Regions from separate parts of the Homo sapiens genome. Here region 2 is linked to region 1. Evidence: read pairs that join two places in POLR2A ChIA-PET (ENCODE). Cell type or tissue: CD4-positive, alpha-beta T cell. All regions are shown on one strand.

Region 1 (5,000 bases):
TAAGGTTATAAATCCCCAATCCATCATTCTACTGTTGTTTCTTGATCTTTATTTTTCCACGGCCCCGCTAAGGAACATCTGTATAAGTTTCTCTCCTAATTGCCTCCCCATGGAATTTTAATACTACAGCTGTACACAGATATACCACACTGTACATCTGTTCAGGAACTGGGATCTTCGGGAGGCCACAAATCACTGTAATGCCTAAGTTTTTTCACCCTTCTTCCAATAACTAATTTTCACTCCCTTGTTGGAGATATCGCCCTCACTGAGAATGCATGTTCTGATGTATGGAAAGAAACCCAGAAAAATGAATTCCAAATTTGGTAGCTGTGGGGAGCTGATGAATGGGGAGAAAGGGCAAAGGAACTCTTAACGAGCTCTATGTATTTCTGTGTTGTTTGGATATCTTTCAATGTGAACTGTTCATGTGTTACCCTTATTAAAAAAAAAGATGGAAAACAAAGAACTGGAAACAATCCAAATGGTCCATCAGCGGGCAACAGACAAACCGGTACGTTCACACCAAGGAGTACTCCTCAACAATAAAAAGAAACAGGCTGGGAACAGTGTCTCAAACCTGTAATTCCAACACGGTGGGAGACTGAGACCAGAGGATGTCTTGAGTCCAAGAATTCAAGACAAGCCTGGGCAACACAGTGAGATAGTGTCTCTACAAAAAATCAAAAATTAGCACGGCGTGGTGCCACACACCTATAGTCCCAGTTACCTGGGAGGAGATCACTTGAGCTCAAGAAGTCACAGCTGCAGTAAAGCTATGATCATGCCACTGCACTCCAGCCTGGGTGACAGAGCAAGACCCTGTCTCCACAACAAAAACAAAAACAAAAACAAGCTATTGGGGCCGGGCGCGGTGGCTCACACCTGTAATCCCAGCACTTTGGGAGGCCGAAGTGGGTGGATCACTGAGATCAGGAGTTTGAGACCAGCCTGGCCAACATGGTGAAACCCTATTTCTTTTTCTTTTTTTTTTTTTTTTTTTTTTTGAGACAGAGTCTCGCTCTGTCGCCCAGGCTGGAGTGCAGTGGCGCAATCTCCGCTCACTGCAAGCTCCGCCTCCCAGGTTCACCCCATTCTCCTGCCTCAGCCTCCCGAGTAGCTGGGACTACAGGCACCCACCACCACGCCCGATTAATTTTTTGTATTTTTAGTAGAGATGGGGGGTGAAACCCCATTTTTCTACTAAAAATACAAAAAAAAAGGCCAGGTGCAGTGGCTCACCATGCCTGTAATCCCAGCAAAGGGGAGGCCGAGGCGGGCAGATCACCTGAGGTCAGGAGTTCAAGACCAGCCTGGCCAACATGTTGAAACCCCCTCTCTACTAAAAATTAAAAAAAAAAAAAAAGTAGGCAGGTGTGGTGGCAGGCACCTGTAATCCCAGCTACTTGGGAAGCTGAGGCAAGAGAATCGCTTGAACCCGGGAGGCGGAGGTTGCAGTGAGCCGAGATCATGCCATTGCACTCCAGCCTGGGCAACAAGAACAAAACTCCGTCTCAAAACAAACAAACAATACAAAAAAATTAGCTGGGCATGATGGCAGGCACCTGTAATCCCAGCTACTCGGGATGCTGAGGCAGGAGAATCACTTGAGTCTGGCAGGCAGAGGTTGCAGTGAGCCGAGATCGCGCCACTGCACTCCAGCCTGGGAGACAGAGTGAGACTCTGTCTACAAAAAAACAATAAAAAGAATAATTACAGAAATTATTTTATTGCACATATTCTGCTAAAGAAAATGACAACACAAATAAGTAAAAAAGAATACAACTCATCCACGAACCCAGAGAGAAGCCCTATTAACACTTCCACGTGTCCCGGCGCGGTAGCTCACGCCTACAGTCCCAGCACTAGGAGGCCAAGGCGGTAGGATTGTTTGAGGTCAGGAGTTCGAGACCAGCCTGAGCAACACAGCAAGACCCCAACTCAAATAATAAAAAATTGGCCGGGCATGGTGGCTCATGCCTGTAATCCTAACACTTTGCGAGGGCGAGGTGGGCGGACTGCCTGAGCTCAGGAGTTCGAGACCAGCCTAGGCAACACAGTGAAACCCCGTCTCTACTAAAACACACAAAAAACTGGCCAGGCGCGGTGACTCATGCCTTCAGTCCCAGCACTTTGGGAGGCCAAGGGGGCGGATCACGAGGTCAGGAGTTCCAGACCAGCCGGACCAACATGATGAAACCCCGTCTCTACTAAAAATCCAAAAAAAAAAAAAAAAAAAAAAAATAGCCAGGCGTGGTGGCAGGCGCCTGTAGTCCCAGCTACTCGGGAGGCTGAGGCAGGAGAATCGCTTGAACCTGGGAGGCGGAGGTTGCAGTGAGCCGAGATCGCGCCACTGCACTCCAGCCTGGGTGACAGAGAGAGACTCTTTCTCAAAAGAAAATAACAAAACAAAATAAAAAGTGAGCCGGGCATGGTGGCCCAAGCCTTTGGTCCCAACCACTCGGGAGGTCGAGGCTCTAGTGAGCCGTCATCGCGCCACTGCACGCCAACCTGGGCAACAGAGCGAGACCCCGTCTCAGAAAGTAATTACTAATAAAGCACTGGGATACGTTACTTTTCTGTCACTGACACAGCGACAGCTGAGCAGAAGCCCGTGGGCCGCAGGTGTGTGACGAGAGGCGCCCCCGGGGAGGCAGCGGCAATTACTAAGGCTCCGCCGTGGAGGACCGGGCAGGTCTACGCCGAGAAGGAGCGGATTCGGACCTCACTGTAACCCCTGTGGCGGCGCGTTCCGGGACGCCCGGGACGCGGGGTCCTTAAGTTCTGAGTGAATTCGCCCCGTCGCGCCTCAGGAAAGTGGTTCTGGACGTCCCATCCCCGCATCTCAGCGTCGCGTCCGTGACCCCGAGGGAAGCCCACGCAAGCGCCAGGAGCAAGAGCCACCCCCTCAGCCCCGAGAACCAGGAGGCGCGGGCCGGAGTCCCCCGGTTCCCGCAACGCCGCCGCGCCGAGCTGCCCTCGGCCACGCCCCCAGCCCAGGAGCCCGGGGGGCCACGAGAAATGGGCGCGGATCGCGCGACCTGCGGGGGACGGGCGCTACGACTCGAAAGACCCGGGCCCGTGAGCCCTCAGCCCGGTCGCCCGCCCGGGGTCGCTCACGACAGCCGCCACGGCCTGGTCCCCACGCGACGCCCGAGGCCGGCCGGCGAGCGGGCCCTGTACGCCCGCGGCTGCGGCTACGCGACCCCGGACCCTGGACGCTGCCGTCCCGAGAGCCTCCCGCCCCCGTCCCGCGCCTCCGCCCTCACTTACCCTGGGCCTCAGGGCTGCGCTCCGGCCGCGTCAGGAGGGCGGGAGGATGGAAGCCGCGCCGCAGCCGCTCAGTGCATCCGGGGCCCCGGCGGGAGGAAGCGGCGGCGCGGCTGCTACGGCGAGCCGGAAGGGACGCGCGTCCGCGCGCCCGTAGCTGCGCTTCCGCGGCGCCGCTCTGACCGCGCGAGGGCGCCGGAGGTCGAGGGCGCCGGAGGACTAGGGCGCCGCGAGACTCTGCGGGGTGGGCGGGGGCCGAACCCAAGGCCGAGAGGGACGGAGGGGGGCCGGTCCCAGACAGACGGAGGCGGGGCCGGTCCGAGACAGACGGAGGCGGGGCGGGGCCGAGACTGAGGAAGGCGGGGGCGGGGCCGAGACTGACGGAGTCGCGGCAGCCCGGCTTTTCCACGCGCAGTTCGGGAAATGCGCCCACGTGGAACAGAAGTGGGCCGCCAGCTCTCACACTCTGCAGATTCACCAAACAGACCAGGCTCACATGCAAGACCCAAACCCTGTGTGGCCCAGGCTGGCCTCGAACTCCTGGACTCCAGTGATCCTCCTGCCTCAGTCTCCCGAGTGGGTGGGACCACAGACTCGCGCCACCACCCCTGGTTAATTTTTTGTATTTTTAGTAGGGGGGTTGGTTCACCAAGTTGGCCAGGCTGGTCTCGAACGCCGGACCTCAAGTGATCCGCCCACCTCGGCCTCCCAAAGTGCTGGGATTACATGTGTGAGCCACCACGCCCGGCCAAAAACGACAAAACTCTATTAAAAGACACAGACGTAGCTCACGTCTATAATCCCAGCACTTTGGGAGGCCGAGGCGGGAAGATCATTTAAGGTCAGGAGTTCCAGACCAGCCGGGCCAACATAGTGAAACCCTGTCTCTATTAAAAATACAAAAAATTAGCTGGGCGTGGTGGCAGGCGCCTGTAATCCCAGTTACTCCGGAGGCTGAGGCAGGAGAATCGCTTGAACACGGGAGGCAGAGGTTGCAGTAAGCCGAGATCATGCCACTGCACTCCAGCCTGGGCAACAGAATGAGATTCTGTCTCCAGATAAAGACATAGGCATAAATCTTCGGGGTTGTGGGTTAGGAAATGGTTTCTTAGATATGACACTGAAAACGCAACTAACAAACATAGATATATTGGACATCATCACAATTTAAAACTTTTGTGCTGCAAATGACACCATTTAAAAAAGATAATCCACAGAACAGGAGAAATTACCTTAAGTCCATATGTCTGACATGGAACTCGTGTCCAAAGTAAATAATTTACAACATAACAATTAAAAGGGCAGGCACGGTGGCTGTTGCCTGTAATCCTAGCACTTTGGGAGGCTGAGGCAGTTGTATCCCTTGAGCCCAGGAGTTCAAGACTAGCCTGGGCAACATAGAGAGACCCCATCTCTACAAAAAATTTAAAAGTCAGTCATGGTGGCATACACCTGTAGTCTCAGCTACTCAGGAGACTGAGGGAGAATCACTTGAGCCCAGGGAGGCTGAGGGTGTAGGAAGCCGTGATTATGCCATAGCACTCCAGCCTGAGTGAGACTCTGTCCCTCCAGCCAGGGCAACAGAGCAAGACTCCATCTCAAAAAAAAAAAAAAAGAAAAGAAAAAGAAAGTAAATTAGTGGTTGTCAGGGACTGTGGGGAGAGGATAGGCAGTAACTGCAAATGAATGTGGGGTTTCCTTTTTGGGTTGATAAAAATGTCATAAAATGA
Region 2 (5,000 bases), 62 kb before region 1:
TGGGTCGGACTCCCTAAGACGGTCTCTGTACGCAGGGCGTGGTCAACGTGACTTCCCTGATAGGCTGGCGCTCAAAACCTGCATAAAGTTATGAGTCCTCTCCACTCAAATGACAACTAGTATGTTACCAAAGCTGACATAGGCTGATTTCAGTATTCTACTGAAAAATCTGACACCAGAGCTTCAGCAACATGGCAAAGCGGTTTCTGTCCACACATACAAAGTTTCTACAATGCTTGGAGAGTCTCGCCACTAATGGTGTGGAATGAAGTGCTGCTCCACTGCTCCGCCTCTTGGAGAAAGGACGGTTGTACTGTGTCATTTGTGGAGGACTGAGAAATTCCACAGTCATCATGCACACTTACCTTCCCTCCTGAAATCTCCACTCACCAGGATTAAGCATGCTGCATTCACAGGCACCTGCCTCTCGAGGGTGCCCAGGCTCCACATGCGCATGCACAGAACCCTGGCGAGCCCATGAGTGCACGCCCTCTGGCTGCAGAGCAGAGGATGAGGCACAGAGAGGGAGACCCAGAGCAGAGGATGAGGCACAGAGAAGGAGACCCAGAGCAGAGGATGAGGCACAGAGAGGGAGACCCAGGACGGGGGGTGGGGTGTGGCTAGCATGGCCTCACCCCTAGTCTCCACAAACCACAGTCTGCTGTGCCACGGCCAGAGTGCACTCATACGATCACCTGGCGTCTGCTCCCGCCACAGCACCTCATCAGGGTCCCCATGTCATCTCCCCACAAGGAGGGGAGCACATCAGCACGTGGCTGGGGGAAGAGTGGGGTCACCTGATCCAGTGTGTCTGACTGTGCCTGTGAGGGACGCTGAGGCTGAGGTGGCACGGGGTAGGGGGTAACCCTGCAGCAAAGCCTCATGGCCACACCCCCAGCAGAGAGTGAGGTGTGATGACTAAGCACAGATAAATTTCAAATCCTCCAAAACTTGATTTCCAGGGTTTTTTGTGTTTTTTTCATCTAAACTCAGGAAAATGGAAAGCCTGACAGACCAAAACCATGCACATCTGAAGACCTCGGAGAGGGTCAAAGGGGGCCCCACACTCTGTGTCAACTCAAAGGGCACAGCTTCTGGCACCAGCACGTCCCTGCCAGACAGAGGCACAGCGGCTGGCCATCACATGGTGTGCATTGCGTGGCGCATTCCACCCCATGCAACGCACGACTCATTGCGCCACAGACACCAGCGTGCCACCTCCGGTGGGCCACAGCCGACCCAAGTCCTGGGGCCTCCAGCTGGCTGTGGGAAGGCGAGCTGCTCAATCACCATCCCTCCCGGATGAATGGAAACTAAAATTCACAGAATTCTCTGGGCAACACAGGGAGCAGCACCAGGACACCACCCTACACGTGGGCAGCTACACAGGAGTGGGGCTTCTGAGACGGGAAGTGCAGCAGGACCAGCATGAGCCTGAAACAGCTGGAAACACCTGAGGCTGCAGAGCCTGCTGCCCCCAGGAGGGTGCCTCGGTCTCCAGCTCCAGACACCCAATCCTTGCGGAAAGGAGCTTTCTGCTGAGGCCACAGAAAGGGCCGTTTTCCCTCACAGGCAGGGACAGCAAAGGGGGCACATGCCCAGAGCCCACACTCACCCAGGTTGCAGGATAACGTCCTCGTATAAGGCTTTTTGTCGGTTAGAAAGGCGACACTTCAAAACATGCTCATATTTCTTTGTTAGTTGCTTTTCCACATCTCTCTTAGTTCTCCTCAAAATAAATGGCTGTGTCACCTGAAAATAAAAACTGTTTACTGTTTTCTTTCCAAAAATGCTGCTGTAACACGTTTATAACAAGGCATACGCATGTTTAATTAATTAACTGAAATGGCAGAACCCAACCTACCCTGTGTAACCTTATGACCACTTTATGGTAGTAATCCTGGCTCTCTTCACTGGGGGCCCTCAGAGGGGAGCTCAGGTAGGGCCTGGAGATCCCTGGGACCAGGAAGTGCACCATGGTCCAGAGCTCCAGGAAGGTATTGTGCAGCGGCGAGTCGATCAGAAGCAGACGTTGTTGGCTGCAAACAGGACAAGAGACAACACTGGAGTTCTACAGCCACGGGGCTGGCTGCAGCAGCATCTTCTCTGACAATGTGTGAGAAAAGGGACAGTAATTTGACACCGCAAATGTCAACGTGCACATGCCTGAAAAGGGGGGCTGCACTGACCCAGCTCTGGGGCTCTCTGGCCCATGTGCTGGGATGAAGATGAAAAGCAATTCTCTAGCTCAAAGGCCATTGTTTGTGTCTGCAATTATGCAGATTTCTTCAAGAGAATCTTCTACATCAACAGCAAAGAACACTCAATGACAAGCGCGTAACACACAGACCTCTGCAGGGTGAAAACCGCTTCCCAGTGCCTCTCGGTCATGCCCTTCACGCGCTGCATCTCATCAATGACCAGGCACTTCCAGCGCACTCGTGTGAAGGCGGTGAGGCCCCGGAAGAACTGAGTGTAGGACGTGATGCAGACGTGGAAGCTGTTGGGTTCGGCCCACTCCTGCAGCACAGAGAGGACAGCTCAGTGCCTTCACACTCCACTGTCTTTCAAAATCACCTTGAGGACACACACTTCCCAAAGCTTGCCACCCAGTGACTCCGTTCCCACCTATAATTTTACTTGCTTTTTTAAATAACTTGCTATTACCGCACAGAAAACGGCTGTGTTTATGTTTTTATCTCTACCTCTAGGGGTCTAAAGCAGTTTCGTTGACAAATTAAGAAGCTATTTTGCAGGCGCTGACAATTACCATTTGGAAAATACTGAGATTATGGCAGAGGATCCTGAAGCAGGGCGAGCTCTTCTAGTATCTAATCAAAACAAGGGGAAGTGTGCTCAGAAAAATAAGAGATGTCAACATCTGTATTGCAACTGACTGCATTATACACTTTTTAAAAACAAACTAAAAGCCAGACATAGTACTATGGCTTGAATGTGTTCCCTCCAAAACTCATGTTGAAATCTAATGCCCATGGTGGTAGTATTAAGAAGTGGAGACTTCCCTGCTCTCAAGGATGAACTTGTGCAGTATGAAAGGGCTGGAGGGAACCAGCTTGGACCCTTTTGCCCTTCCATCCCTTCCGCCATGTCCCCTCCAAAATGTGCAGCAGCAAGGCCCCATCTGGGAAGCGGAAACCAGGCCCTCACCAGACACTAAATCTGCTGGCATCTGGATCTTGGACTTCACAGCCTCCAGAACTGTGAGAAATAAATTTCTATACTTACAAATTACCCAGTCTGTGGTATTTTGCAATAGCACCAAAAACAGACTACAATAGTAAAAAAGAAAATACTACTGAAAGCTCACTTTTTCAGTAAACACTACTCAACACAATGATGTCTAATGGTCCAAAACGTTCTACTCAATGGAAAACTGTGATGAATCTACCTTCAGTGACCTAGTACTAGAAACTATAGGGCAGACAAAAATCTTTAATAAGTTAAAATTTGTTCCAGAAACGTTATCTATTAGGCATGTTGTGGAAATGGTTCTATGGGTTTTAAATTCAGAGCTGGGAGCACCTAGCTTCTCCTCTGTGCCTGTGGAAGCCAGCAGGGCCTCCAGGGGGAAAGTGTTGCACTGTCCCAGAGAATACCATTTTCGGAGCAAACTGCCCCACTTTCTGGGCAGTGACACTGAGATCTGTGCACACCTGGGCCTGCGAGTGCGTGGCCCTCCTCACAAGGAATGGCCAGGCCGATGCGGTATTGTCTATGCTTTCGAGGGGAACAACATAAAGGTCTGTTAACTCATGAATGAGTGATCTTTAATAATTCCATGAATAAGCATGTCTTCACATTTTTTAATGTGTCTTTTATAAAAATTAACATGGCTTTCTGTTTAGCTTTATTTTATGTTTAAAAAAAAAATACCTGTCTCTTTGCTTTGAGTTCTCTGTGGCTGCCAATATATGAGAGGATTTTGAGTCCGGGACACCAACGTTTCAATTCAAGCTCCCACTTGAGTATGTTACAACTTCTCACAACAACAAGATGGGGGCCCCAATTACCTACAAAGCAAAAAACAGAATTTTCCACGTCAAAGTATCTGTCATGTCCAGGCACCTAGCACTGTGTCTGACCAGAGACGCTTCATCAGTATGAGTATGTGTCACATGAGCCATCGCACGACTGAGGCAGACTTGGGGGGGAACAAGTGCATTCATCTGGAGCCAGCACACTGCCCAGAAGCTGCTCCTTGGCCCCCAGGGCGCTGCTGCACAAGCACCAAGCCTGCACCAGAGGAGGCCTTAGTAGACACACATTGAACGAGCAGTCCCAAGAAGACACTAGTGTTCATTCAAACCACAGAAAACCCCTCCAAGATCCCAGGGGAAACGAGTAACACTCAGAAAGTGGACTCACAGACTAAGAGAGCCCCAGACCCTGCTCAAGTCCTTCCCACAAGCCAGGCACCCACACAGCAGGCGTCTAAACTGTGTTTTGTTAGCCAAGGGCTTGTGTCCATCGCTGCTTCCCAAGCTTTAGTCAGGGCACATCCAAACCATCCTAAAATATGTTGTTTCAAATTTCATTCTTCAGAAAACTAAGATTTTGTTTTTTTTAAGATGGAGTGTTGCTCTTGTCACCCAGGCTGGAGTCCAACGGCACAATCTCGGCTCACTGCAACCTCTGCCTCCCAGGTTCAAGCGATTCTCCTGCCTCAGCCTCCTGTGTAGCTGGGATTACAGGCACACGCCATCATGCCCAGCTAATTTTTGTATTTTTAGTAGAGACGGGGTGTCACCATGTTGGCCAGGCTGGTCTCAAACTCCTGACCTCAGGTGACCCGCCTACCTCGGCCTCCCAACGTGCTGGGATTAGAGGCATGAGCCACCAAGCCTGGCGAGAAAACTAAGGTTTTTAAAGATTATTAGAGGAATACATACAAATTTCAACTTCTGTGCTATAAATGTAACATAAACCAAGTTACAAGACAGACTTAGCAGACTTTAAACAAATATTTACAACACATCCAT

What was found. Peaks named below come from ENCODE experiments on the same cell type or tissue, not always from the same donor. Only the 100,000 strongest peaks of a DNase experiment are listed, where the experiment ranks them.
Region 2: POLR2A ChIA-PET joins it to region 1 with 5 read pairs; 5 of 35 experiments call an interaction of 5 or more read pairs at or near these places.

The regions. Positions count from the first base shown.
Region 1 is chr12:131,948,310-131,953,309 of GRCh38, reverse strand. EP400 (E1A binding protein p400) reads right to left here and starts at 3,368. Exons shown (of 53, transcript NM_015409.5): 1 at 3,274-3,368. RefSeq lists an enhancer at 2,197-2,904 and silencers at 2,957-3,656, 3,747-3,796. In CD4-positive, alpha-beta T cell, a CTCF peak has its summit at 3,432 (motif pointing right); DNase peaks (open chromatin) are centred at 2,089, 2,659, 2,959, 3,509 and 1 weaker place; H3K4me3 peaks cover 2,084 bases; H3K27ac peaks cover 1,630 bases.
Region 2 is chr12:132,010,529-132,015,528 of GRCh38, reverse strand. It overlaps EP400 (E1A binding protein p400), which reads right to left. Exons shown (of 53, transcript NM_015409.5): 16 at 3,895-4,031; 17 at 2,351-2,520; 18 at 1,865-2,039; 19 at 1,616-1,752. Among named protein-coding and RNA genes, the nearest start is that of SNORA49, 18 kb to the left of the region's middle. RefSeq lists enhancers at 1-126, 136-929, 930-1,723. In CD4-positive, alpha-beta T cell, no CTCF peak of the experiment used is centred here; no DNase peak of the experiment used is centred here.